2 separate regions of the Mus musculus genome follow, and region 2 is linked to region 1. A link is a loop called in an ENCODE intact Hi-C map of the cell type or tissue named here. Cell type or tissue: heart. All regions are shown on one strand. Links, peaks and the distances in the headings refer to the core of each region. The heading gives the core; the rest is flanking DNA. Region 1 holds the start of Alg12 (asparagine-linked glycosylation 12 (alpha-1,6-mannosyltransferase)). Region 2 holds the start of Brd1 (bromodomain containing 1).

Region 1 (14,679 bases), core at 2,482-10,481:
ATAGGAGTCCACAGCAACCGTCAGCCCTAATAACAGAACAGAAGTGTCCTCTGTAAGGAACATGGCCAACTATAAAATTCAAGCCTCAACCCACATGTGCACTGTGCTTAACTGCCTCACAAAGTGACTGCCGGCCACAGAAACTGCCAGCGGCTTCCCATGAAAGGAGCTAATGGTGACACCATCTCTCATCGAGTATCTTCCCCAGTGTCTGACATACTGCCCTCCTCCTGTCTGTCCAAGCAGCCTGAAGGACAGTGGTGGATGCAGGCTTCCAAGTAGAAGCTACGTTTAGGACAGAAATGGCATGTTCTACTGCTGCCAAAGTTCAGATAATCTTGTTTACATCTTTAAAAAAAAATAAAGGGGCCAGGCGTGGTGGCCTTTAATCCCAGCACTCGGGAGGCAGAGGCAGGCAGATTTCTGAGTTTGAGGCCAGCCTGGTCTACAGAGTGAGTTCCAGGACAGCCAGGGCTACACAGAGAAACCCTGTCTCAAAAAACAAAAAAATAAAAATAAATAAATAAATAAATAAATAAATAAATAAAGGGGACTAGAGAGATGACTCAGCAGTGAAGAGTGAATACTGCTTTTTCAGAGAACCCAAGTTTAGTTCCCAGAAGCCACAAGGGAAGGCTCACAATTGCCTGTCACAATTCTTGGGTATTCTTCTGGACTCTATGAGTGACTACAATCATGCACACATATTTCCACACACACAGACACATACATGTATATATGCATAATTAAAAATAAAATAAAATTTAAAAAAGGATTCTTGGGGGCCAGTGAGCTGGCTCAGTGGGTAAAGGCACTTGCTGCCCAGCCTGATGGCCTGAGTTCAATCGCTGAGACCGACATGGTGGTACGAAAGAAATGACTCCCACAAGTTGTGCTCTAACCTCCATATGTGCATTGTGGTAAGAACACACACACACACACACACACACACAGTTAAGTGTAAAAAAAAAAAAAAACAAATCTCAAGGGTAGAGGCAACAGTTTAGTAAAGAGCTTTCCTTGCAAGGGGGAGGCCTAAGTTCTATCCCAGAACCCACAGAAAAAGTCAGGTTTGTGGTGAGTGCCTTTACTCTAAGTGCTAGGGAGATTAGATTACGAAGGTGGATGTCTGTAAGTTCGAGGCCAGCCTGGTCTACAAAGTGAGTTCCAGGACAGCCGGGGCTATGTAAAGACCCTGTCTCAAGAAACCACCCCACCCCCACCCCACCCCAACACATCCACACCCACACCCATCCCAGGTATGAGGCTGAAGCAATTACATGGTAGCTAACACCTGTCCATAACTCCAGTTCCAGGGGATCTGATGCCCTCTTCTGGCCTCCATGGGCACCAGGTACACGTGTAGTACACAGGAAAACATGCAAGCAAAACCCATACACATAAAGTAGAAATAAATATATCTTAAAAACAAACCTAGGAACAAACCAGGTGGCTAATCTGAGGGATAACACTGAGGCTGATTTCTGGATGCCACACAATATGCACACACCAAGTTTCAAACTGACACACTTGTCATTTTAGCACCGTGGAGGCTAAAGCAGGAGGAGCTCAGATATGAGGCCAGCCTGCGCTATACAGTGGGTGTGATGGTTTGAATAAGAATATCCCCCAAGGGCTAATACATTTTAATATTTAGGTTCTAGTTGGTGGACAGTTCAGAAAAGATTAGGAGGTGTGGCCTTACTAGAGGGGGTGTGTCAGTGGAGCTGGGCTTTGAGTTTTCAAATGAGCCCACACCAGGCCCAGTCTCTCTCTCTCTGCCCGCTGCCTGCAGATCAGGATGCACCAGGCCCAGTCTTGGTTTGTGTCTGTCTGTCTCTGTCTCTCTGTCTCTCTGCCTGCTGCCAGTAGATCAGGATGTACCAGGCCCAGTCTTGGTTTGTGTCTGTCTGTCTCTGTCTCTCTGCCCGCTGCCTGCAGATCAGGATGCACCAGGCCCAGTCTTGGTTTGTGTCTGTCTGTCTCTGTCTCTCTGCCTGCTGCCTGCAGATCAGGATGCACCAGGCCCAGTCTTGGTTTGTGTCTGTCTGTCTCTGTCTCTCTGCCTGCTGCCTGTAGATCAGGGTGTAGCTCCAGCACCATGCCTGCCTTCCTGCTGCCATGCTTCCTGCCACAATGATCCTGGACTAGCCTCTGGAACTGTAAGCCAGCCCCAATGAAAAGTTTCCTTCTACAGCTGCCGTGGTCATGGTATGTCCTCACAACAGCACAGTAACTAAGACAGGAGGATTTTGTCTCAAAATACCAAAACCCCAAACTGAAAGAAATACACACAGGCAAACCAGAGATGCCAACTTGCCTAGACAGAGAAGCCCTGCTGGGATGGCGTGTCGGAGCACTCTGGCCACCGTCAGTCTTCTTTGGTACAAGGTCAGCAGCAGCGCAATGCCCAGCAGCATGGCCAGCTCAGCCCTGAAGCCAATGATGACGAAGGCTGAGAGCCAGACAAACAGGGCCCACCTCCGCTGCAGCCAGGCTGTGAGGGCTGGTAAGACTGCAAAACACGAAACGCACGATAAGGGGGCTCGCTTTCTTATAAAACACCCCCCCAAGTCACTCTGCGGGGGCTGGAGTGATGGTTCAGCAATTTAGAAACTGGCTGTCCTTGAAGAAGACCCAGGTTTCACTCCTAGCACTCACAGGGCAGCCCACAGCTGTCTGTAACTCCAGTTGCAGAGGACCTGATGCCCTCTCCTGGCCTCTGAAGGTACTGTACACACATTATGTGCTTAAATACATATGGAATACTCATACATGCAAAAACTTAAATAAATAAATAAATAAATACATACATACACTCTAGAAGCTGTTCAGCACTTCAGAGTTTAAGGCAGGGGGATCTAGCATTTAAAGCCAGTTTGGACTACATTGTAGGACTATGACCCAAAATACTAAAACCCAAAATATACACAGACAAACCCGAGAAGCTTGCTTGCCCAGACAGAATGTCTGCTGGGCTGGCACGCAGGTGCTTCAGGGTAGTGTTCTCTAGAAGAACCAGCCCTGAGTACAGAGAGGCCTGCTTCCAGAGGAAGAGACCCTGAGCAGTTTATGAGGAGCCCAGGAGGTGGGGGACAATGCCAGGAGCAGATGTGTGTACACTGTGAGGAGTCAGAAGGCAGAGCCTGAAGCTACATACCCACAGCCAGGGCCAACACGTTGGGGAGTGTCCTCGTACAGTAGAACATGAGATGAAACTGTGTGGCTGATATCCAGCAGAACATGACAGCCACCGTGGCTCCGAACTGCTGTCTCACTTCCTTTTGTAATGTCCAGAGTCCAGAAATCACACCAAGCCCAAGGACTCCTCTGACTAAATGAAATGAGCAAAAAAGTCACTGATGTGAATGACTCAACAGGAAACACAGATGAAGCCAGTGTCACTTGCAGTGGCACTCAGTGACAATATGCAAGACACTACATAGGAGCTCACATCTGTACCAGAAGTGGCCATGGGGCCTGTGTGTGGACGGAGACCCACACAAACCACGCCTCTGACTTCCTTTCAGTCCCACAGTCCTGGCTGGCTGGCTGCTGAAGTATGTCATGAGGACTTTTGTGGAGTCTAAGGTACAGGGCCTGCTTGCTTGTCCCAAGTCTGGCTGCAAGGCTACAGTGAGTCCAGCCAACCCCCACCCTACCCCATCCCCACCCCACCTGTGACCATGTGATGTCACAGCTCTTGCCCCTGTGAGGCCCTTACCTATCAGCTGAGAATAAAATTTGGATACTTCTAAAAGCGAGAGCACATAAACCACGGGGCTGGAGAACGCTGCGATCACCAGCGGCCCGAGGAACGTCCTAGGAACAACTCCAGGAAACTCGTGGTGGTCGTACTGCAGGGAGAAGAGTGGTCAGCGCACAGGCTGGGCAAGTGAAGCAAGCGTCCGCTCACTCGGTGCAGTGCCTCACCTTGTCTATGTCCAGCTGGTGGTACAGGAGGTCATGTGTGGCCTGAAGGTTGAAGCTCTCTTCTACCTTGGTGTAGGGACATATAACCAGGTGGATGGTGGCTACAGTGACCAGCAGCCCCAGAAGCGGCCATGACCGCTTGCCCGATGACTTCTTGCCAGCCATGTAGAGCTTTGAACTTCATGCGCCTTCACAGAGACACAGACAAGGAACACTGTTACCTTACACGGTCAGACATTCCTAAGACGTGGCTTGAGGTCACACAGGTAAGATGTGGAGGAGAGGAAGCACAAGACCCCTTGAGATGGCTATTCTGTCAACTTGACAACATCTGAAGTTAACTAAAACCCAAGCAGCTGAGTACCCCGGTGAGGGATTGTTTATTAAGTAAATCTTCTGAAGTAGGAAGATCCATCTTTGATCCGGTCACAGCGTCTGCTGGCAACCTCTGTAAAGGACATGGAAGAAGGAAGCTTGCTCTTGGTCTCCTGGCAAATCCATTCCTTCACTGGCAATGGTTCCTGTTTCCTCAGGACCCCAGTGTATACTGAAGCCCACCTGAGGGAAACATCCAGCCTTGTACACTGAACAACTACTGGATTCCTTGACCTCCCACTCATAGGCAGCCGTTATTAACTAGCTAGATCAGTCTGTAAGCCACTCTAATAAATCCCATGCATGTGTGTATGTATATATGTGTATATATGCATGTATGTCTGGGCATCTGATTCCCTGGAACTGGAGTTACCGGCAGTTGTGAGGTGCTGTGTAGGTGCAGGGAACTGAGTTTTGGTCTTCTAAAAGACCAGTCAGCATTCTTAACCAGAGTCACCTCTCCAGCCCCAGCCCCGTGAAATATAATAATGCTCATAATTCCTATGGTCTCAGTTAGGGTTTACATTTCTGTGATAAAACACCACACCCAAGAGCAACTTGGGGGAAGAAAGGGTTTATTTCATCTTACAGCTTACGATCCAAGGAAACTAAGGGCAGAAACTCAAGGCAGGAACTTGGAGGCAGGAGATTAACGTGGATGGAGGTCAAGAAGGAGTGCTGCTTACTGGCTTGCTCCTCATGGCTTGCTCAGTCTGCCTTCTTATGGCACCTATGACCACCAGCCCAGGGATAGCATCACCCACAGTGAGATGGGCCCTACCACATCACCAATCAGGAAAATGCCCCACAGGTATTCCCCAGCCCTGCGCAAAGGCATATTATAAAGACTTTAGTGAGTGTAAATAAGCCACAGCGTGCACTTGCTTATTCCAAGTTCGGTTGCAAGGCTACAGTGAGTCTGGCCAACACTCCACCACGTCTGACTATGCCCAGCTGAGTTAGACCCAATAAAAAGTCCTGAACTGAGAAAGTGTGACGATTGACTAATTAGGTTATAGAACAACATGTACATAAAGTTCCCAACCTGGCACAAAACCATACTGGGGTACAGTGATGCACACTTAGGATTCCAGTACTTGGGAGGCTGAGACAGGAGAAACAAGAGGTCTAGGTCAACCTGGGTAACTTGTTAAGAGCCTGAAGCCCTGGGTTCGGTCCCCAGAACCGGATAAACCCCAGGTATGTAAATATATGTGTGTATCCCAGCACCTAGGGGGTAAGAGGCAAGAGGACTAGAAGTTCAAGGCCATCCTTGGTATTGAAAAGGATGGGGAAGAGGCCAAGCCATCGAGGGAGGCAGCAGTGCGAGATGCGTTGCTTCAGGGACTCCAACTTCGCTGCTTCAACTATCTGCTCTGCAGACCTTTGAAGGAAACCCAAGCTTTAGGGTGGGCTATTACCCACAGAACTCACCCGATCCTCCTCCTTCCTCACAGCCACAAAGGGGTGTGTGTTCTGCTGAGGACCAACAGCAGCTATTTTCTTTCTTTTTTGTTTTTTTGTTTCTTTCGAGACAAGGTTTCTCTGTGTAGCCCTGGCTGTCCTGGAACTCACTCTGTAGACCAGGCTGGCCTTGAACTCAGAAATCCGCCTGCCTCTGTCTCCCAAGTGCTGGGATCAAAGGTGTGCATCACCACCGCCCGGCTAGCTATTTTCAAAGACAACAGGAGACCAGGGTGAGCTGGACCGCTCAACCAGGAGCAGAAACAATACAAGGGAGTTATTCACCAGTACATAAAAACAACTTATCAGCCGGGCGTGGTGGCGCACGCCTTTAATCCCAGCACTTGGGAGGCAGAGACAGGCGGATTTCTGAGTTCGAGGCCAGCCTGGTCTACAGAGTGAGTTCCAGGACAGCCAGAGCTATACAGAGAAACCCTGTCTCAAAAAACCAAAAAAAAAAACAAAACAAAACACCTATCACAGGAATGGGGGCAGCTGCAGGGAAGAAGAGATGCTAATGGCTAAGCTCCAGGAGCCAAGCTCCAAAAAGCTATACTGCTCTTCTGAAGGTCCTGAGTTCAAATCCCAGCAACCACATGGTGGCTCACAACCACCTGTAATGAGATCTGATGCACAGAGCAAGCAGAGGTCGTAAATTCAACTCCCAACAACCAGATGAAGGCTCACAACCCTATGTACAGCTACCGTGTGTACTCATATACATAAAATAAACAAATCTTTAAAAAATTAAAAGCTATACTCTTCGCAAATGTGGCGTGGAGGAGGAGGGCATCTCAGATTAGGGGGTACCCTTCAAAGATCCTGTCGTCCCTGTCCATTGTGATTCCAAAGCTTCCAAGGGAACTGTGGGAATCATTCGTTCAAATTGTGGCTTTAACCTGGAAGTGTTAGCTGGTGTAGATGAACTTACTTGTAAACCAAAGACCAGACTAAACTGTTACTATTTATACAATCAGATGTTCTTTAAAATACACATAGTCCACATCTCCTCCTCCTCCTCCCTCAGGTCACTTAAAGTTCGGAAGGTCATTGTGAACTCACTGCCTGAGGCCCCTGAGGAAATGTCGACCACTGGGGCCCCCTCAACCACACTGAGCAGGACCCAGATGTAGAGCTCTGTTTACGGATGACAGCTCCGGGCGCCAGGTGAGGAGGATGGATGAACGGTCCAGGCCTCGGGCGAGATGTCCCGCCCCCAGGGACACGCTCAGCCTCTAAGTGACAGGTCCATCCCCGGGTTGAGGAACTCAAAGGCCGTCACGCGCGCTCGGGAGAACCCCAGCTTCGCCACCTCCCGCCCGAGTACACCAATCCCGGCGACGCGCGCTAACCTCTCCTCTCCGCAGGACCCCGCGGAACTGAGCAGACTGACCAAGGCAGGAAGCCGGCTGCGGAAACCGGGCCCGGAAGCCAAGTCTTTGCCCGAACTTGACATGGCCACCATTGCCCAGGCTGGCGACCGCAGCTGGCGCTTCCCGCCCGGAGAAAAGATGGCCACTCGTGGAGGGCGGGGCATGGGGACCCGATAGAAGATTACGGTTCTGCCTCATTCTCGCGGGACGCTGACCCGGGGCCTTCTCATTGGTGGCTTCTCGTGGCGAGCCTCAATTGGTCCACATCAGGCAAGGGGGATTCCTCCGGCCAATAGAAGCGCGCGGGGTGAAAGGTGGGCGGGGCCTCGGCGACGCAGTCAAGTAGCCCGGGGAACGGCCGGCGCGCGGGCCGGTGGGCGGAGGCTCAGACTCCGCCGCAGTTCTCGGTGGGTCGCCGGGCAGCCCTCCCGCCATGCACCTGCTGCTTGCAGCCGCGTTCGGGCTGCTGCTGCTGCTGCCGCCGCCCGGGGCCGTAGCCTCCCGGAAGCCGACGATGTGCCAGAGATGCCGGACGCTGGTGGACAAGTTCAACCAGGTGGGCGGGCGGCGGGGTCCGGGGCAGCGGCGCTGGGGCAGGGGCTGGCGGCGGGGTTCACGGTAGCCCATCGAGCTGGTGCCACCTCCACTACAGGGGATGGCCAACACGGCCAGGAAGAATTTCGGTGGCGGCAACACGGCGTGGGAAGAGAAGACGCTGTCTAAGTACGAATTCAGGTGAGTGTTCCCAAGAAGTGCGAGGATGTGCGGTCGCGGTCTGTGAATCGGTGGTCAGACCTTGGGGTCGGTGCAGACCACCGGCACACGGAGGAACCCCTTCGATGGTGGTGGACACCTGTCAATGGTCGTCCCTGCCTCTGGCCACTCAACTGGTCTGTGGTTTCCACACTCCCTACGGCCACTTCTGTGCGCACAGACACTGGAAGGCTTTTACACACACGCACACGGGCCTTTTGGAAACTCAGACTGGAGCCCCTCGCCCTCCTAGAGACTTCTGGCTTCCCTGACTAATGGAATAAGCTCCCTTTCTCATGCTGTAGGGATGGAGGGGCCTACCATTCCTGGGTCCGCTGCACACCCCCCGGTTAGCCTCCCCTTACTGACTAACCTTGCCTGTGGTTGTAGAGACTCTCCTCTTCGCTAAAGTAGTCTCTAGGAGGGACATGTGTAAAGTGAGCAGACTGGTGCTTTGGGGTGCTGGTGCTTTGGGGTGCTGACAGATTGTGTTTCAGTGAGATCCGGCTTCTGGAGATCATGGAGGGTCTGTGTGACAGCAGTGACTTTGAGTGCAACCAACTCTTGGAGCAGCAGGAGGAGCAGCTAGAGGCTTGGTGGCAGACACTGTGAGTGCCTGGGACCCTGTCTTCTGATCTCGCATTTTGCAGTATCTTCCCAGTAGAGAACCTAGAGAAGCAGGAAATATCCTACATCCCCATCCCGATTTACCCCTGCGCTGCCACCATCTCTTAGAAGCTTCCAAGGAGGTCCTGTGCACACCTGACCCTTGCTTCCCCCATCACATAGCCTTGAGGGCGTGGACAGTGCCTCCTAGCCCGAATCACCTGAGGTCCTTAGTTGCTTCAGCCTGAAGTTAAGAAGTGAAAATTGGAGTGGTTAAGCCTCACTTCAGCGCATCGTTACTGTCTGGCTATCACTGTTAGTTACTGATCTCTTACTACACCTAACTTATAAAGTCAACTCCCCCGCTGATATGTTTGAAAACGCCTGTGCTATATTTAGGGTTTGAAACTGTCCAAGGCTTGGAGCATCCCCACTGAGCCGTGCGTGCCTCCGGGCCAGCGTCTCGTGGGATTTAATGACCATTTCAAAACCCTCAGGAAGAAGGAGCACCCCAACCTATTTGAGTGGTTCTGTGTACACACACTGAAAGCGTGCTGTCTTCCAGGCACCTACGGGCCAGACTGTCAAGGTACACCCCCCCCCCCCCCCCCGCCCCTCCGGGACATCCGAGCCTGCATCTTTCCCATGACTCCTCTCTGATGCCCTTCTTGTGTTTAAAAGCACAGAGGGAATTTGAACTGCATGCTCTTTCTGTGGAGTTGGGGAACCCTGCCTCTTTCCTCAGATACATAGCTGTCCACCCCTGCTCTGGTGCTGTGAACCTGGGCCATAGGCTCCCGCATCACTGCTGACTTCTGACTTTAGGGAGTTCTCCTCTTGCCCTCATGAGTGTTCAGGGGGAGGGATCACAGTCTCTCGAGCTCCTCTGTACTGATGGGAGTTGGGGGTGGTAAGCATTCTTACCTAGTCCTGGCCCCTTCTCTGAGGTGACCCTTGAGACTGGAGCCAAGTCATGTTGATCAGTCGGGCTGGATCCGGTGACAGAAGTTTCAGTTTCAGGCATGCACGTGGGCTGAGCTGGCTCTTGTTCCCTTCTCCCTGACTGTATGCTGAATACAACATTGGATTTTTCTCTCTCGGGCACATAGTGTGTTGTCCCATAGCTGGCTCCCCACAGGTGTTCTAGTGTTAATCCTGCCGGTCCCAGGTGGTCAGTGTCTGGCTCTGGCCCTTTCCTTCAGCTTCCAGGTCCCTGTTCCCTCAGCAGGAATTGGTGCCAGGTTTAGATTGTAAGGGACCCCAATGGCTTTATGCTCCAACCCCAGGGGCATGCTCCAAGCAAAAGTTTATGTCTTCCAAGAGTGCCAGGGTGGGTCCGAGAGGCCTTGCAGCGGAAACGGCTATTGCAGCGGAGACGGCAGCAGACAGGGCGACGGGTCCTGCCAGTGTCACACAGGCTACAAGGGACCACTGTGTATTGACTGCACAGACGGCTTCTTCAGCTTGCAGAGGAACGAGACCCACAGCATCTGCTCAGGTAAGCACCGGCACCCAGAGTCTGGCTGGCTTGGGTGATGGAGAGGCTGTGGGGAGCAGCCCTCTGCTGAGGCTGCATAGCTGGGAACAGAGTGCCTCCTGGCCCCTAACCCCATATCCGGTGCAGGAGGCCTGGCAGTATGGGCTTTCTGAAGTATCCATAAGCTACCCTGGAAGGGAAAGGTACTTGCTTCTTAAGCCTTCCTGGGAATGACTTGGTGGTTCAGTGCCTGTGTGACAGGTTCTATCATGCCTGTATCAAATGCCCTTGGTTTTATGACCTAGCACCTAGTAGTTGGCCGTATTCCATATGATCACCTGAAATGATGACATGGCTGTCCCAGAAGGGTGGACAGGTCTTTCAGTTTCCTGCCAGGTGGTTTTTGAGACGGAGGCAAGATACAGAGGCTGAGATGTATCTGTAGTTGATCGAACAACTTCTCAGAGGGAACAAGGACTTTCTGTGCCCACAAGACATGGCTACGAAAGGGAACCAGGACCCTTGGAGGCTACTCCTGAGCACTGGCCCTCCCACGCCCTCGCTCTCACCAGGGTTGTCAAGGTTACCTGGGCAGCTTCTTTCTGAGACTGAGGTCAGCTCTGCCTGTCAAATCAGTCAGCGGAGCACAGGCCTTGCCAGCCTTCTAGGCTGCCATGGTTGCTGCCTGCACAGGGCAGCATCCTTGGTTGAGTTCACTTGATGTTTTATGACTGTGAAGGAAATAGTCAGCAGTCCTTGTCACTGACTAGAGGGACGCTGGATGTGGTGACATCACACTCAGAGTTAAGTGCTGCTGTTTTCTTGGTTTCACCGCTTTTATTTTCCTGCCAATCTTAAAAATCCTCCTTCCTGAAGGAAGGTTTCCTCAGTGTGGGAGGCAATGAGACCCTGTTCCCAAAAGGGCCCTCCTGACACAGCCTTTGCTTTCCAGCCTGTGATGAGTCTTGCAAGACCTGCTCTGGTCCAAGCAACAAAGACTGTATCCAGTGTGAAGTGGGCTGGGCACGTGTGGAGGATGCCTGTGTGGGTGAGGCGCATACCATGGAGATGGGGTGGGGAGAGAGAGTGGGGGGTGGTTCCTTATGGGGCGACCCGACCATCCCAGGGAGGTCTGACTCCCTTCTGATGTCTTTCATCTCCGTCCCACTCGGGGCTGTGGAAGGCCACTCTTATGGCCGGCATGTGGGGTTTTTAGAGGGACTCAGACTTGTATTAAGCCAGTGTCCCCACCACAGCTGGTAGTATCACAGTACCAGGAGTGTGGCCCTGCTGTTTCTGGGCCCTTGCCCCTTTCGTGCAGCAAACCCTGTACTAAGGCCCTCAGTGGAGCTGCTACAGGCTTGATCTTCCGAGCCTCAGGTGCCCCTTGCCCAGCCTCTTCTTCTATTCTAGTTTTGCTTTCACCCTCTGCAGCTGCTTGGCCTTAGGCAAATTCAGAACTCAGCCAAGCTGGTCTAAAGCCTTGGGGGATGGGGTGGGGGGGTACTGAAGGAAGAGATGATCTGAGCTTGTGTGGAGGCTCAGGTGCTCACATTCCCGTCACACGGGTGGTGCCTCAGCCCTGCCACCTCTGCTCTGCTCTGCTCACAGCCTTGTTTTCTTCCAGATGTGGATGAGTGTGCAGCAGAGACATCTCCGTGCAGCGATGGCCAGTACTGTGAGAATGTCAACGGCTCGTACACATGTGAAGGTGACCAGAGTGTTGGGACCTGTGGTCTCCGTAGGCTTCTCTCTTCCTTCAACATGTGTGACTCGGATGCCCTTGGTGTGGTTTCAGGAACCTGAAAGTGGCGACATCAGTGGTGGATATGATGCAGAAAGCCAGCACATCTCCATGCGTCACTTATTTTGTACATCACAGTAGCCTTGGCATGCGCTGCTGCCTCTGGCTCCTTCCTTGGCATGCAGAAAGCCAGCACGTCTCCATGCAGCACTTACTTTATACATCACAGTTGCCTTAGCGTGCGCTGCTGCCTCAGTCACATCAGTCTCTCCCTTGTAGGGAAAACTCTACATACTCCATACAGATCCATATAGAAGATCTCTCTGTGTAGTCCTGGAGCTCACTATGTAGACCCTGCTGGCCTTAAACTCACAGACATTCTCCTGCCTCAGCTTCCTGAGTGCTGGGATTAAAGGAGTGCACCATCACACAACCAGCCTTGTTCACAGTCTTTGCTTTCCAAAGTTGCCAGTCAGGGGTTATGAGTATTTTAGGGTCTTACGTGATTCATAGAGTGGCAGGGATGAGGTTGCCACCCAGTGTCTACAATTCTACTGGGTAGTACAAGCAGGCTGCAATGTCCTCTGTGACACTGGACTGTGATTGTAGAGCCTGCAGTCTATGCTTAGCTGTTCTTATTTGAGGTCTTGGTTGGGGAAACAGACTGTCACTGGACTTGAGGTGGCTTTGTTCTTAAGTTCCCCCATGTCAGTAGGGTCTGCTTTGTGGTGTGATACTCTTGCCTCACCAAAGTGGAAGTGGTCTGACATCTTCTCTCTGTGTCTCTAGACTGTGATTCTACCTGCGTGGGCTGTACAGGAAAAGGCCCAGCCAACTGTAAGGAGTGTATTGCCGGCTACACCAAGGAGAGTGGACAGTGCACAGGTCAGTGAGCTGTCTGCTAGGGATGAACTTTCTGGAAGAAATACCTCACCTGCCCAGGGGGCCCTTGTCCATGGGAACCCCTCCTAGACAGTGTGGTGCCAATTGGAGCCACACTTGCCTGAGTCCCTATGTCACACCAGCTTCTAGGGGTCTTGGCTGTCACCTCCACTATCTTGGGCACTGCCAAGGGCACTGGGCTTCCTATCTTACGATGAGATGTCTCTGCTCTGCCGTTGAGGCCTGGCCACCAAGGCCCATGAAGCTCTCAGCACCTTACTGATCTCTGGTGGGCAGTCATGATCCCATCCTGTTGCTCTCATTGATAAAGGAATTGTGAATGAGCAACTTGCGTAGTAGAAGGGGTGTGTGTGTAGTCACTTACTGAAATGAAGAATTTTCATTTCAGATATAGATGAATGCTCACTAGAAGAAAAAGCCTGTAAGAGGAAAAACGAAAACTGCTACAATGTTCCGGGGAGCTTCGTGTGCGTGTGTCCGGAAGGCTTTGAGGAGACAGAAGACGCTTGTGTGCAGACAGCAGAAGGCAGTGAGTGGCAGAAGGCAGGGAGTCGGGTGGCTTGCCCTGCTCAGGGCTGGGACTAACCAGATGCTTGCAAAAAAAGCTGCTAAGTAAGAAATTAACACAGAGTTGCCCTGGTGACAGCAGAGGACAGGTGAAAAGTTTGTGCAGTGCACACCCAGGGTCATGGAGGAGGAGGGCTCAGCAGGAGTGAGAGGGGCCATACAGAGGAGGGTTTGGTTAGTAGCTTCAGGTAGGATCTGAAGGCGGTTGTGGAGAAAGGAAAAGCCAAGTGTGACAGCTCCAATGACGAAGACCAAGAGCAGAGTGAGCAGCCTTGTTGAGGCACCAATCCCCCAGGATTCCTAAAAGAGTGATCTGGGGTTCTGGGACCCCAGCCCGAGGTCAGGGTCTGTGGCTGGCTCCGAGGCTGTAAAACAGGGTCTGTTCAGTCCTTCCAGAACCTTCCTAGTCCTTGTGTGGTCTCTATGTGTGCAAGCCTTCCCTTTTCATAAAGATACCACCAGTCATTCTGGACAGGACCCACCCTGATTATTAATTATCTATAAAAGACCTGTTTCTAAGCCAAGCCACATAAGTGCTAGCCAGGTCAGCCCTTCTTGAGAGAGACAGTTCAGTTTGACAGACCCTTGGGAGATATAGAAATTGGGAACAGGGGGTGCTCAGTGGCTAAGAGTAAGAAGAATTTCCTAGAAGCCCAGTCCGAGCAAACGGTTGTGCATCCACACCTGGGCATACTGTGGTCGTCTGAGTGTGCTGTGGTCGCCTGTGGTTGCCTGTGGTCAGTGAGATGCCAAGGATGAGAGGACCTTTGCAGCCAGAGGACAGCATTGCCTACCGTCGACTTCTGCCCTCCACCTCATACCTCTTACCTCACTACTCAGCCTTGGCTAAGACTCTGGAGTGCCATCCTAAGCATCCTAGTGAATGTTGGGGCTCACCCTGAGCTGTCCTTAGAAAGTTGCTAGGTCAGGGGGAAGGCAGGGTGCCATCCCAGGGCGTGAGCCCACCAGTGGGTACTGGGGTAGCAGTGCTCATCCTCCAGCTGCCTGCCCACCCAGCCTTGAGGCACTAACTCAGTGACCTTCGTGTCTTCTGACAGAAGTCACAGAGGAAAACCCCACACAGCCACCCTCCCGTGAGGATTTGTGACGGGCATCCGGATTCAGAAGCCAAACTCACCCTTTAAGTTATTGAGAGGATACCTATAGAAAATGTGGCCCATGGACATGAACCCCATTTCTCCAGGAAGACTTCAGAGGGAGAAGCTGCGTACTCGGACACAGCTGATGCTCACTTGGCCCTTTCAAAAGCTGCATTTCTTGGTGGTTCTTACACAGATTTGTATATTTTGATATTGTTCTTTATAATAAAAATGATCATTGAAGGTCACCAGGAACAGGACGTGTTGGTTTGTTTCATTGAGAATGTGGGCATTACCACTAGTCAGTTTGTACCTGTCCTGCCAAAGCTGGGAGATACATGGACGCATGTCTTCCCATGAGGATCAGGGAGATAGTTGGACCCA
Region 2 (14,679 bases), core at 3,700-11,699, 83 kb before region 1:
GTCTTGGGCTACAGATAAGACCTTGTCTGGGGAAGGAAACACGGGCCACAATGCACAAATAGAATCTGCTGAATTCTACAACAGACCCTGGAAGATTTTTTTAAAGCTTCAAGCTTCTTCGATGGTCTTTGTTCTCACTGCAGATCCTCCTTGCAAGTCCCACCCACCTGGCAGCTTTCATGTTCCAAAACCTGAACATCAGGAACCACAGGCCGGGGTGCAGGATCGCACCCATCACCTGGAACACGGAATATTTGGCACTCCAGCGAGAGCAAGCAGACTGCTGCTTCACTTACTTCAATTTCGGTAAAGCTAAACTTTCCTGAGCTCTCATAGAACCCTATCCTTTCCGCCTCTATAGGCACAGAAGTCAGGCATGCTGGTTCTACCAGGACTCTTCTCTGAACAAGGGGTTACGAGATCTCTGTTTCTGACTCACTGACTCTAAGTAGTAGGAATAGGTCTATAAAAAAAAGCATTTATTTACCCGTTTTAAACTCTAATACAAAGGCAGTTGCTACCCAACTCCATAGTGGAATCAATCACCGCATGCTAGCAAGAATGATTAATTTCCCCCGGTGGTGGTGGTGGCGCACGCCTTTAATCCCAGCACTCGGGAGGCAGAGGCAGGCGGATTTCTGAGTTCGAGGCCAGCCTGGTCTACAAAGTGAGTTCCAGGACAGTCAGGGCTATACAGAGAAACCCTGTCTCAAAAAAACAAAAACAAAAACAAAAAAAGATTAATTTCTTCAAACCAGACATTCATAAGAAAGTAACACAAAAAGCCTAATGTTCACTATGTTAAAGACAGGTTCTGAGCCAATGCTGGTGGCTCATGTCTTCAATCCTAGCACACTCAGGAGGCAGAGGCAGGCGGATGGAGTTCCAGGACAGCCTGGTCTATAGGCTTTCTAAAACAGCCAAAGATACAGAGACCAGATCTCCCCCCCCCCCCAAAAAAAAACCTCTGAAATCTACTGTCTACCAGTTCGCTACAGAATGAACGTTTTTATGGAGCAGTTTACAGTAAAACCCATGTGGGTTGCTGTCTGCTTCACATGAACTTTATCTCCTTGGGGCTTTACAGACCTGACCCAACTAAAAGCCCACACCCCCTTCACAGAAAATTACTTCCTTAAGGCTCAAAAAAGGGTTCAAACAGATACAAAAAGAGTGGATTTATTTGGCATCCTCAGGCTATGATGTGAAAAGGAACATTTTTTGAAATAATGGAACAAAAACAGCAAACCAGAGAGTAGTGGAGAAGATACAGGAGAGAGGGCAGCCCAATGCAGACTGAAGAAGCTGAAGCAGTCCCTAAACTGCAGAGGACAAGTCCTCCCACCAGGAACATACAATGTGCCAAGTATGGTGGGAGCACTTGGGAGGCAGGCAGAGGATCCCTGTGAGTTCAAGGCCAGTAGAAGACAGACCACCATCTGCCTGCTGACAGCAGCTCCTGTTCTAACCTCACCTCAAAGGTTACCTTACTGAGGATGGTAGTTCACTTTCCCAACCAGATGCTTTCACACAAGGTCCTCAAATCTGGTAATAAGGGAGTTTAACGGCATTATAGCTAGAAACAAAACTTAGGATGCTATGAAGTCCAGAAACCCAGGGTTGAATGAATACTAGTGTGGCTGTGGCTCCCGTGAGTGTACCTACCTTATATTCCAGGCCAACAGGTGACAACTGTAAACTATCCCAATCCGTGCCTTACACTTTACACCCCACTCCACAGTAGCCAGTCAATTAAAGGCTACAACTTAGGACGAAGACTATCAGGAAGTGGGACAGAGGTGTGGCAGAACTCCTGCTGGCCCGGATTTGTGTCCACCATCAAGTCTTTCCCTTCAGGCCCATCGGAGCCGGAAGCTCAGATGCACTTACCTCTGAGGGGGGATATACGGAGCGCACACGGTCGGCAGGACCGCACAGGGCTCAGCCAGTGTTTTCTTAGCCTTTTTTGCTTTTTTCCTGACCTTGGACGTAGACCTGACCGTTTTGACTGAGCTTTCTTTTCGACACACACCATTTTTCATTTCAACATCTCCATAAATGTTCAACGGCCTCCGGGTACAGCCTGGAGGCGTGTGGACATCACAGTAAGCAGTCTTTCTGACAGAGAACGTGGCGCTGCCTCCAGTCAGCTCCTTCACAGGCTCCATCTTCATGTATAGGCCAGCCTTCTGGGCACATGTCACATGGAATGCTGTGTAGCAATTTGCTTTGTGGCACTGAATGCAGGCACCCACGCCTTTCTGCTTACAGAGGTAGCATGTCAGTTTCCACCGGGCAGGAGGGATGTTCCTCACACCGTCAATGGGCTCAATGAATACCGTGTTGGCAAAGCCAACCTCTGGGATCCACAGGGCACATACCACGTGGCCCCAGCGGTCATCGTCTGTCTTTTTGAAGGCACCGCCCTTATTCGGGCACAGCACGCAATCCGCAGGGCGGGCCCGAGACTGCAGGCAGTGGCGGCAAAGCCACTGGCCCTCGGGGATGTAGGGTACCCCATAGCACTCCTGGTGCACAGCCAGGTTGCACATGTCACAGAAGAGTATAACGTTGCTGTTCTGGCACTCCCCGTCCATGCAGATGCAGCAAACAGCGTCCTCATCTATCAAGGACTGCTGCTCACCCTGCTTCTGGTTCTCACAGTAAGACTCCTTCTCGAAGCGGTCCATCAGGAACTCAAACATATTCTGTGACACGGCAGAGACGCAGTCACCCTTCCGCTTCTCATTGATGATCTCTAGCCAGGCGTAGTCTTCCTCATCCATGTCGTACTCTACCTCGTTGTCCAGCTCCTCGGCTGACTTCTCGATGAACTTGTAGTACACAGGGGGCCTCCTGGGTGCAGAGGGAGGACTGTACTCCACAATCCGCACCTTGGGCTCGGGAAGGGCACTGGCTGACGCCGGTGTGCCGTGGGTGCTGGGCAGGACTTCATTTTTCTTTTTGACTCTGTTGTTTTTGTGACGCTTAGTTCTTAAGCAAACAGGCGGCCTCTCGCTGTTCTCCTTATTACTGTTACATTCACTCATTTCCTGAGCAGTGAGGTCATCTTCTAGTATGATCTCCAAGGGATCAAAAATACTGATCCGATGCAAGCGCCCTTCGATTTCTATCTCCACCATCCTTTGAGCTTGTGCGTAGGTCAGTGTTTCTCGAGTGGGGGAGTGTTTAATACTGCACGGGGAAGAAGGATGCCTCGCTGCAGAACCTCGATGGCATCGTCCTTTCCTCCTCATTTGGCAATGATTACCTAAAATAAAGTCAAAGGAAAAGTTACCTCTATGCAGGATGACAGAAGCCTTCAGAGAACTACAAAATGTGCTTGGGTAGCACTAACAAATCTCCCGCAAACAAAGCTCAGAGTTTAAAGGCTCTGAAGAAGACTTCCAAACAATGTCTCACATTTCAGCAAGCCTCTCCCTCACCACACCCAGGTAAAGGTACAGATAAGGCCGGAGACAGCAGGAAGCTGCAGCCCTCAGGGTTCCTGCTGAATAGCTAGGGCACAGGTGCATTCCACCCACAAGACACCTCTTTAGACCAAGCCAAAAGTAAGCCCCAAACAGCAACACAGTCTCCAGAGTTAAGAGCGAGGCCTCTCTCCTACAAGTATAGATTGTTTTTCTGCCAGACTTCACAGCAGAGACCTGTGGCCACAAAGCAGCCGCCTACTGGGCTGTGGCCACCTACTCTTAGCAATTCCTAAGCAACCTCCTTTCTTTCTCACTACTGCCCAGCAGAGCGCTCCTGGGAACTTTCCTGCAGGGGCCCAGAAGCTTCCATAAGTCAACAGCATAGAGTAGTCCATTCTTTCCACAAACACATCCTACACAGGACTAAAGGGAACGCTGAGCTGATCTGTGGGATATTTTTGCCCCAAGAGCACAGTGTAGCTTTCAGGACACCTCAGCAGTGACCACCTTGGAAACTGCCGTGGGCACCACCAGCCTTTCCCTCTCATTAGGCCAGGACCTGGGTATGCTAAGCCACATACTCTTCAAGCAAACCTAGCAGTGGGCAAGATAATCAAGGGCCATCTCTGCTCTCTTCCTGACACACCTGAAAATGCTCAGTTCTTGCTCCCAAGAAAGGACAGGTTCCCTCAAACCACAGCCTGCAGTGGCCTCCCCGCCACCCTTTATCTCTGGCTCACACGCCTGAAAACTTCAATGCAGAGATTTGCTCATTTCCAGGATGGACAAAACCAGGGCGCCAAGAGCCTATATTCGCATTCCTTGTAGTGGACTCTGACATGCCGTGGTATCTATGGACCTTATGAGCAGACAAGCCCACTCAGAACCACTGGGCAAGCAGAATGAGCACATGGAGCATCAAGTGCCAGGAGCACTCGCTCGCGCCCCTCCAGCTCAACAAACCTATTTTACTGACAAGAAGTAGAGTTAGACTGACTCCCAAATATACCAAGTTGAAATATCAGGATAGTCCAGAGGAAGGGCGAGAGAGAGAGAGAGAGAGAGAGAGAGAGAGAGAGAGAGAACGCGCGCACCAGAGCCTGAACTCACAACTCATAGTTATCTTACTAGTCTTTGGGAAAAGCCCTCAAAGAGCAGACTTCATGTTTTAAGTCCCAAAAGGAAATCTCTACAATGCATTTTTAAAGACAGACTTTACAAGCTGCAGAAAGCCACATTCTATACTATCTCTCTATGAACAAGAAGAATATGAAGACACTGTAGTCAGCCAGACCCCAATGCACCTGCTTCTGAGGCACTTCCAGGTGCCTACTCAACACTGGATTCTCAGGAAACTGTCAAAGCAACCCTAGCCTGCCCTAGGCCTCTAGTGGCATCCCTAAGTCGAGATAGGTGCAAATCCAGGTGTCAGCACCATATCCTTCCCAAAAAGAACCACGGGCAGAAGCAACAGCTCCCAGATTAAAGACAAACATGTAATTTTCTCCTCTCCAGTAAAGTACTGTAGCCAGCCTGTCAAATCCCACATTCTTCTAGTGAGCACTGAAGGACTGTCTTTAAACCACTTTTCTACAAGAACTGAACCTAATACTTAATGGCCACAGCTACTCTGTAATTTGAAAAGGTAGTTGTGACCAGGGGAAAGCGGACATGTAACAGTACTGCCCGGCACAGTGACCAACAATCTCATCTACTTCCTCATTTTCATATACCCAGCACTTTACCCCTCTGGCTCTATGCAGGAACAAGCATCTCTCCACGGAGGAATCAGCAAAGGCAACAAGCATGCTTCTCCAGAAATCACTGGGCTAAACGCATCCTAAAAAGCTTTGCCGGCAAAACGAGGGGAAAGACTCCATGCTCAAAATCAGCTCCGTTCATTTCCGGCCCGGTTTGCGGACAAGCCATTTAAACTCTTCCTAGCTTCCACCCCTCACCGTAAAAGCACACAGGAAAGAGACACACCTTACTCTAAGGTGACCATCCGGAGAGAAAAACACAGACTCAGGACAGTGCACGCGACCCAACAAGTGATAAAACAGTAACTAAGTAATAGGGAAATTCTGTAACTACTTGTTACCAGATGACAGATACTCTAAAACAGTCGCAGCTGGGTGAAGTGAATGTCCTCCATGAAGGGGGGCCGTTTCCTAGGTGTGTGTAAGTGTGTCACAACTGCAGGGCACCATGAGGAGCTGCGTTTTCTGCAAATTAAGCGCACAGGAAAGTTGCTTCTCTCCTAAAGGCCCAAGAAAGCCGCGCACGCGCGCTCGTTTCTCGGCGTTTCCTGCACTCATCCACGGAGTTGTGGCGGAGCTGCGGGCTTGCTCCGGAGATACCAGGCCCCGCTCCACTTAGGAAATCTTCCGAGCCCGTCCCTCTTCAAGGGAGTTTCCTGTCTTGGCAAAATAGATCGGACCGATCTGTTACATAATGCGACCCGCTCCGCACCGCCAAGGCTACGGGCGAGGACGTGGGCAGACGCCACGAGACCCCAGGCCTTCCGCCTCCTCCGCTGTCCGACGCCCGGCCCCTCGGCCGCCCCAGCCGCCCAGACAGCCGAGCTGCCCAGAGCCCGCCCGCCCGGCCCGGCGGCCTCCCCGCCTACTGAGCCCTGCCGATCGCTCCATTCTCTTGGCCGCGCCTCCCGCGCCGCGGCGGCCTCCTTCTACTCCTCTGTCTCCCCGACCCCGCCGCGGCCTCCGTGTCCCTCTCCGCCCCCACCCGGCTGCGGCCTCCGCCTCCGCGATCTCGCCGCGGCCTCGCCTCCCGAACCCGGCCTCTTGGGCGAGCCGCCGGCACCGATCTCCGGCGTCCCCGGCCGCGCCGGCTCACGGCGGCGCACGTCCGCCCGGCCTTCTCGGTCCCTCCGGCTCCCGCGCCCGCCAGGCCTCACGGCCTCGGGGCCTCGCCGCCCCGACTCTCCGGCCTCCCCGCCCGCGGACAATGCGGAGCCGCCGCTGCCGCCTCCAAACATGGCGCCTGCACCTCCGCCCCGGCCGGCGAGGCGGGCGGCGAACGGCGACCGTCAGACACTCACCTTCGGGGGCGCCGCGGCCGCGGGAGCCCGGCGGGCGGGCGGGCGCGGAGGCCGGCGCGGCCGAGGCGGCGCTAATGGCGCCGCGGCTCCTCCGCCAACGGCCGCGCAGCCGTGCCCCGCCGGGCTCCGGGGCGCGCTCGGCCAGCGGCTCCGGGCCCGCAGGGCGCCGCGGCTCGGGCGGGGTCGGCGGCGCCGGCACGGCCGGCTGAGGCCGGCTCGGGGCCCGGCCGGGCGGAGGACGCGGACGCGGAGCTGCTCGGACGCCTGCCGAGGCGCTGCTCGCTCCCCAGCGAAGCAAACAATGCGGCGAGCGCTCCGCCCGGCGCGCTGCGTGCGAGACGCGCCCCGCCCGCCGCCGCCACGACGCGCGCCGCGCCAAGCCGGGATAAGGGGGCGGGGCGGGACGCGAAGGAGAGAGTGGGGTGACCAGGAAGGGTGTTAGGGTGGGGATCCGGATGGGGGAGGAGTGCTACAAAAGTGGGGTGACTAGGAGGAGAATTCTGGGGGAGACAGGCTAGGGTTCCTGAGGATGAAGGACTGCTGCTGTAAGAGAAGGGTAACCAGATGAATGGTGTTTACTATGGGGTCAATGGCACTGAGTAGAGCAAGAATGCTGACCCTAGAGAGCCAGGTGGAGTTTCCTGAGAGTGCTTGCTTTCCAAGGGAGTGGTATTTTGAGAGAATCAAGAGATGCATCCTAAGGGGGGGAAGTGGGGTTCTGATAGTGTCTGGTGACCAGCGTGGTTCACGGAGGATGAGTTAGGAGGGAATGGAAATGAGGGCCGTGATGGAGGGGATCACCAAACAAGGGTGGATTTATTTGAGGAATAAATGGCTAGGACTGGGGAACCCTAAGGTGGCACTAGAAAGGCATTAACAAGGGCACGAGGTCAGTGGTTGGGTAGAGGAGGGTATGGAAAGGACTTGAGGATGACTAGTGACTGGGACAAGTAGTAGCAATCTCAAACTATGGGCAGCCAGGTCTGGGGGCATGCCTCCAACTCAGGCTTTCCTCTTCTTTTCTTTCTTTCTGTCTGTCTGTCTACCTTTCTTACTTACTTTGGTGGTGGTGGTTTGATTGTTTGGTTGCCTGATTTTTGGTTTTGTTGTTTTGAGACAGACTCTCACTATGTAATTCTGACTGTAACTCACTATGTAGTCAGAGATCGGCCTCCCTAAAGGCATGGCCCACCACCCATGACTTAGGCCTTCCTCTTATAAGCATTGTACTCATAGAAGTATTTAAGCATTGACATCCCTACCAAGGAGCTGGTAACACTTACAGCAGTGGTTCTCAACAGTCCTATTGCTGCTGATCAATGCTGTGATGGCCTCCAGCCATCAAATTCTTTCACTTCTACTTTATAACTATAATTTTCAATACTGTTATGAATGTAAATATCTGATATGCAGGACCAAAAGGGTTGTGACCCACAGGCTGAGAACCTCTGCTGTAAAAGGCTTGAAGATTTTGAAATCAGGGCCCTTTGGGTTGGTGCTTAGGGACACTGGTCTTACTCTCCAGCTTGTTCCGTCTACTTTGTCCTTAGTTTAAAAGTTAGTGGCTTCTAGAGAATTTTCATTATGAGACTCATCTGTAAGTATTTTGAAATGGGGGTGAAGACTGGGTAGTTCTTTGGTTGCCTTGGAAGGCTTATGACAGGTGTCATGGTGATGAAGCACTAGTCATGTGCCTGTGACATTAGCCTGGACCTCTCAGGTAAACAGAAGAGCTTTTCATTCGTGAGCAGAGCTGCTCTCCTCCCCGCCCATGACAGGCAGGGCAGGCTCACAGCTCAGGATGTGGCACCAAACAGTTATTGGGACAAGGCAGACTTGCTCATCTGTGCCTTGCAGCTTTTGGCTGGCCACTACTCTTATCCCACTGTAGCCAAACTATGGGCTGGAAAATAGTCATTTTGTTGTTGTTTGTTTTGTTTTTCAATACAAGGCCCCTCAGTATATCCCTGAACTTCCTCTGTGGAGCAGACTGGCCTTGAACTCAAGAGATTTACCTGCCTCTGCCTCCAGAGTCCTGGGATTAAAGGCAATTGCCCTGCTGAAAAATAGTCTTTAAGGGTAAGTTAATTCTGGAGCCACTCCCGAGCAAGGCCTCCTGTTTAGCTAGTACTTTCTTCATGCACACCACTGAGCCATGGTAGGGGTACCCTGTGAGGCCTGAACACATCTGCCGCAAAGCCAGGAACTGTAAATGCTGCCTCCTCTACAGAAGTCCACTCATCTGAATCTAAGCATCCCAGGACCGTGAAGAACAAGCAAGATGAGCCCTCAGCCTTCTCTCTACCTCAGGAAAATGAAATGCAAACCAACGAGGGAAGGACCTCCCACCACACAAAACAAAAGTAAGACACTGTCTCAGAAAAGCAAAGATGAAAGGACACAACAGCTTCAAGAGCAGGAAGGACTGAGGGAGAGGGGGACTTCTCAGGCAAAGCGATTCTTAGTAGGCTGGAGGGATCCCACAGACTGGCATGAGACCAAGACAAACTGCAACTTCAAGGACTAAAGCAACCGAAAAGCTATCAGAGAGGAAAGGCCTTCATTTTTGGTTTGTTTGGGTTTTGGGGGGGTTTATTGGTTTTTCTTGTTTGGTTGGTTGGATTTTTTTGTTGTTTTTTGTTTGGTTTTTCCAAGACAGGGTTTCTTTGTGTAGCCCTGGCTGTCCTTGAACTCACTCTGTAGACCAGGCTGGCCTCAAACTCAGAAATCCGCCTGCCTCTGCCTCCCATGTGCTGGAATTAAAGGCATGCACCACCACACCCAGCTAATAAGGACCTTCTTTATGATGCCCCAGATAATGTTTGTAGAAGGAATTAACTAAAATTCTAAAAGAATTGAACCTAGCTAGAATTCATAAGACAGTAGAAACTAGTGTTCAAATGAGACAGCACAAGAAAGATGGATTCATAGCCTATATATAGTCAAGTTTACTGAAACAAATATCTTTTAAAATCCTAAAAGATACATGTTAGCAAAATTAAAAGTGAATTTAGTAGCAAGACGTGGATTTCAGCCAGAAAACCAGTTTGGACTGTTAATGTCAGATAGTATCAAAAATCTCAGTCAAACTCTGTTGCACCTGTGAAGAGAAAAAGCAACAGGAAATACAAATACTGTGATGTTCTTACATTGTATGATTAAAGCACTTTAAAATCCAAAGAAGGGGGGAGGGGGGGTGGTGACGCAGGCCTTTAATCCCAGTACTGGGGAGGCAGAGGCAGGCAGATTTCTGAGTTGGAGGCCAGCCTGGTATACAAAGTAAGTGCCAGGTCAGCCAGGGCTACACAGAGAAACCAAACCCTCTCATAAAAACAAAAAAAAAAAAACAAAAAAAAAAATCCAAAGAAAATGGATTATAATGTTAAAATATATAATATTTAATGTCAGAATTTATAATGTCACAATTTCCACCTGAAACATAAAATGTGACTTACAGCTTTCAAATGTAAGAAAAAGGTAGAAAAGTCAACAACACTAACAATCAGAAGGACAAAGGTAAAAGACTAAATAAAGGGCAGGGCAGTGCTGGCTCACACTTCACCCCCAGCCCTTAGTCTCTAGGCCAGCCTGGTCTACAGAGCAAGTGCCAGGACAACCAGGGCTACACAGAAACCTTGTGTCGAAAAACAACAGCAGCAACAAAAGAGACTAAAGCATGGCCAATAAGAAACATGGCATGAGCCGCCATTCTATTGTGTGTACATACTCCTAGCACTGTGATGAGAATGCACAAATAGTGTTAGTTTGGGAGCAGACCAGGCTACCAAGAGGCCCTTCTGGGGCAGGGGATAAGAGATGGCATGAATAGTTCAAATAAAGAAATATGACTCAATTAGATTGATCTGTCAGTTTTTTAATCTGGTTGGTTGGTAGGTGGTTAGTTATTATTGTCCACTTTTTTTTTTTTTTTTTTTTTTGAGGTAGTGTTGGTCTCAGTATCTAGCTAGCCTGGAACTCCTCCTGTATAGCACAGGCTGCTCTTAAACTAAAAATCTTCCTGCTTCAGCCTTTGCAATGTGAGGAGAGATTACAGGCACATGTGACCACGCTCAACTCTTTTGTGTTATCTTTTTTAAATTCTTTATTTTTTATAATAACTAGTGACTTTTAATTGATTAAATTCTGTGTATATGTGTGGGTTTGCACATATGAGCCCAGTGCCCAGAGAGGCAGTAAAAGCCTGGAGCTGGGATAACAGGGGTTATGAGTTGTGGGATGTGTATACTAGAAACCATGTTAACCTCTCATTCTAGTCTAGCAGATGATTCATGCCATCCATCCCCCCTTCTGTAACTTAACTGTGAGAAACGTCTATGCATCAGTCCCCCTTTGAGGCCATCTCTGGCCTCCATCAGGCAGAAACCTGGCCTACCCCCATGTATGCACCATTCAAAAGCTTGGTTTTGGAGGTGTCACTGCTCCTCAGAATACCCCTGCTTCAAGACAGAACAGAGCAGGGAACAGGACATTAGTAAGTTTTTCAAATCTGTTTTCTGGCACAAATAAAACCTTTCTTTAACTGTGTCCTCACAAAACAAAAGAAATGCCTCAAGTAACAGTCTAGTCCTTTTTTTCCATTGAGTCTGGAGAATTTTCCATCGGATGTTTGCTACAGTGTTGCATTGGTTCCCTTTCTTGCTGCTGTGACAAAATAACAAAAGCAACTTAAGGATGAAAGAGCTTACTTGGGCTCATTGTTTAAAGGTGCGGGGGCATCATGGGAGGGAAGCTGGTCATGCTACACCCACAGACAAGAAGTTAAGATAGTTTTTATTCAGTGTCCTCAGCCAATGGACCTGTGCCTCCTACAGTTAGGGGTGGGTCTTCCCATCTTCCTTACCCTGATCTAAACTCTCTCTCACTGCAGTGCCCAGAGGTTTGTCTCCCAGGTGATGATAGAACCTGTAAAGTTGATAATACTGAGCACTGTAGACAGCTTACTCTTTTGTTTTTTGGTAGAATCAATCTGGCTGTCCAGGTTAGCCTAGGACTCTCTATGTGTAGCCTAGACGAGCTTTAAACTTAGCCCTCCTACCCCTGCCTCCAAAGTGCTGAGATCACTGGAATTGCTACCATGTCTGGCTTATAACCTTTCTTCTTAACAAAAATAGAATGATTTACATAATTATGATAGAAATCAGTTGTCCTCTTCACTGGGAAATCAAATTTTGTATGTAACCAATGCCCTACATTAAAACCTTTAAGGTCAGCTGGGCGTGGTCACGCACGGCTTTAATCCCAACACTCAGGAGGCAAAGGCAGGCAGATTTCTGAGTTCGAGGCCAGCCTGGTCTACAAAGTGAGTTCCAGGACAGCCAGGGCTACACAGAGAAACCCTGTCTGAAAAAACCAAAAAACAAACAAACAAAAAAAACCCATTAAGGTCTTAACTTTCTCATGAGTCACATGGCATGCCCACCATAAAGGAACAACGTTTAGAGTACATTTGTTTCTCTACACCACCCTCAGACCCACACTGGCCAGGCACCTGTACTCTGACATACAAAGGCCCAGCCCTACACAAAGAAAGACATGGTCTGGAAAGGCAGGAACCATGGTAGCCAGTGAGGCCAAGGAGGGGATGAAAACTCCCCTACCATGCACAGAGGCTATAAGCAAACTTGAAGACTAGTTTGGCTCGGTTTCCTAATCAAGGGATAGAAATGCAAATGAGAGCATAGCTTGGGCATAATTGATGCTCAGTCCTACATTCCTCATGATGACATCTTCAAACAGAGCTGATATTCCGGCCCTGGTCTTGCGTAATTCATGGCTTAGATATACCACTTAAGAAGGAGGTTCATCATGTTAATTGCCACCTCTTCTTACAGGGCCGGTGTGCATGAATCAGGTCAGCATACAAGGAAACTGTCTTTCCTGGTACAACAATAACCCTTGAAGATTATCATCACAAATAGGAACTAATAAAGCTTTTCTAGAATTTACAATTAGGCAAACAAGCGGCATGTGTCTTTTTTCAACAGCAGATTGAGTGTTGTCCAGCAGACTTGCCAGGGGAATTTTCTGACTCCTAATTTATGCATCTTGCTGGACCATTAATTATGGTCTTTTACAAGTCAGTCAAGGTAGGCTTTTAACTTGCAGAAAACAGATGGCTAAGTTAAATGATTCTTGTCTGCGTGCAAATAAATTCAATAGTGAAACACAGAAAATTATTTTTGCCTAGGGGAAAAGATGATAGAAAAACGGCAGTGTGATGGCCCTGAAGGGCTTTAACAGTTTTACTTTGTAATCTAGGTTAGCAAACCTCCTCACACACGCTCTGTGTCAGCCATTGTAAATGCCGCTCTTCAGTCTCATGAGGTGGTTTTACCATCATGTGCTGGCTTTGCTCACTGGTGATTAAACAAATATCTGACTCTACTTTGCTTTAGAGTTGTATGAGTCACGTTTGTAAGTTCTTGAGAGGCATTCCTCAGCAGAGCATCTTCTCTAAGAAGCCCAGTGGGCCTCTAGGATGCTATAACCCCTTGAAGACTCGGCTTCAGCCTTTATCCCCAAATTGCTCTGTTGTCTCCCTCCACTGTAGGAAGAAGTGTGTCTCATACAAAGCTGTTTTAATCAATCAAAGTCCTGAACCATGGCCTGGTTTGGAAACAGTTTTCACAGGTATAATCAAGGTCCTATCATTAAGCCAGGCCCCACGCCTGTGCCTAATATCCTGTGGGAAAGGGGAAATTTTAGACACAGACATAGTGGAACAAAGACTGCAGTGATGTTACCGCAAAGCCAAGAATGCTGAAGGACTGACAGCCACCAAGAGCTCGAAGACCCAGGAGGGTGTGGCTCTACAGACACTCATTTCAGACTTTTGGTCTCCAGACAGTGGGACAACAAATCTCCTTTTTTTTTGTTAATTTGATTTTTGATTTTTGATTTTTTCGAGACAGGGTTTCTTTGTATAGCCTTGGCTGTCCTGGAACTCACTTTGTAGACCATGATGGCCTCAAACTCAGAAATCCACCTGCCTCTGCCTACAGAGTGCTGTGATCTGGCATTTTTGAAGACTTACTGGATAGATTTAATAGCAAATTAAACATGACATAGGAATGAGTCTAGATTCTGAATTGGAGGATAAGGTCATAAAAATTGCCCAACTGCACAATAGAGAAAAAATAGATGGAAAGAAATTGAACATAATCTTAGGGATTCATAGAACAATTAAAGATAAATCTAGTTTTTGACAGGATCTGCGTCCTGGAGACCAAGAAGAATCATGCAGCTGAGAAAATATTTGAAGATCCTATAGGAGAAACTTCCCAAAAAACCAGCAGAGACGTGAACCTGCACACTCAAGGTTAGTGAGGTCCACAGAGAACAGACCCCAAGGAACCCATGCATGTGTCAAAGATAAACTTCTGAACTGGACACCAAGCATCTGCAAAGTGGACTCAGGAAGATGGTACCCTGCCTGCAGCGAAGAGCAGTCTCGGTGACAGCACTTCTCAGCAGAAGCCACTGAGCCCAGGAAGATGTGGGCACTGCTTCAAGAAAAGAACAGTCCCCCAGGAACCCTCTACTTAATGAGAGTCCTTCAGATTGAATGAGAACAAAAAGAATCTCTAATTATGGAGGAACAATGGGGGGATTGTGAGAACCTCACGCCATGAACAGAGCTACACTAGGCACAAGTGGGAGCAATGACTTAGCAGTTAGGGTGCTTGCTGCGTAATCAGGAGGCCTAGAGTCCAGATTTCGGCACCCACACATTGACAAGCCTGCATCCCGAGAATGCCTGTTAAAACCAGGGCTCTATGGGCAGACAGGAAGATTGTTGAAGCTTTCTGGCTTCTAGCCTAGCCCAGAAAATCAAATCAAATCAAATCAAATCAAATCAAAACAACCAAGAGTTCCAGGTTCTCAGAAAACCCCTGCCTCAGAAGAATAGACAGATTGGTAGAGAATACTGCTCCCCTTCTCTGGGCTCTGTGCATGTGCACAGACGCATTTGCACATGTGGCACACATACACTGAGGGCTCCAAACACCTTGGGAATAAAATTTCAATTCCCCAGGAAGAGTAGTGGGCTCCTCAGAAGGCTCCAGCTGACAATGGGCCTTTAATCAATGACCACCCTGACTTAGAGAGGATAAGTCTGGAACTGAGTCAACTCCTGGGACACCTGGCTGGAAGGGACATCAA

The links. A loop is a pair of places that touch in the nucleus more often than their neighbours do. Peaks named below come from ENCODE experiments on the same cell type or tissue, not always from the same donor. Only the 100,000 strongest peaks of a DNase experiment are listed, where the experiment ranks them.
Region 2: it touches region 1 in a loop (8-fold over the local background); 4 of 42 quality-filtered maps call a loop at or near these places.

What each region holds. Positions count from the first base shown.
Region 1 is chr15:88,812,134-88,826,812 of GRCm38, forward strand. It overlaps Alg12 (asparagine-linked glycosylation 12 (alpha-1,6-mannosyltransferase)), which reads right to left and starts at 7,185. Exons shown (of 10, transcript NM_001142357.1): 1 at 7,125-7,185; 2 at 3,934-4,121; 3 at 3,725-3,857; 4 at 3,161-3,334; 5 at 2,321-2,515; 6 at 1-26. The coding sequence starts at 4,098. It overlaps Creld2 (cysteine-rich with EGF-like domains 2), which reads left to right and starts at 7,513. Exons shown (of 10, transcript NM_029720.2): 1 at 7,513-7,701; 2 at 7,798-7,880; 3 at 8,396-8,506; 4 at 9,002-9,093; 5 at 9,826-10,002; 6 at 10,934-11,029; 7 at 11,609-11,692; 8 at 12,515-12,610; 9 at 13,017-13,157; 10 at 14,254-14,548. The coding sequence starts at 7,579. The coding sequence ends at 14,303. In heart, for the core only: a CTCF peak has its summit at 2,708 (motif pointing left); DNase peaks (open chromatin) are centred at 7,368, 9,537 and 9,911; H3K4me3 peaks cover 2,929 bases; H3K27ac peaks cover 1,969 bases.
Region 2 is chr15:88,727,434-88,742,112 of GRCm38, forward strand. It overlaps Brd1 (bromodomain containing 1), which reads right to left and starts at 6,786. Exons shown (of 13, transcript NM_001033274.3): 1 at 6,496-6,786; 2 at 1,891-3,271. The coding sequence starts at 3,257. Gm41377 (a long non-coding RNA gene) reads left to right here and starts at 6,688. Exons shown (of 3, transcript XR_875560.2): 1 at 6,688-8,574; 2 at 8,726-8,858; 3 at 12,348-14,679. In heart, for the core only: no CTCF peak of the experiment used is centred there; DNase peaks (open chromatin) are centred at 5,988 and 6,868; H3K4me3 peaks cover 3,285 bases; H3K27ac peaks cover 2,541 bases.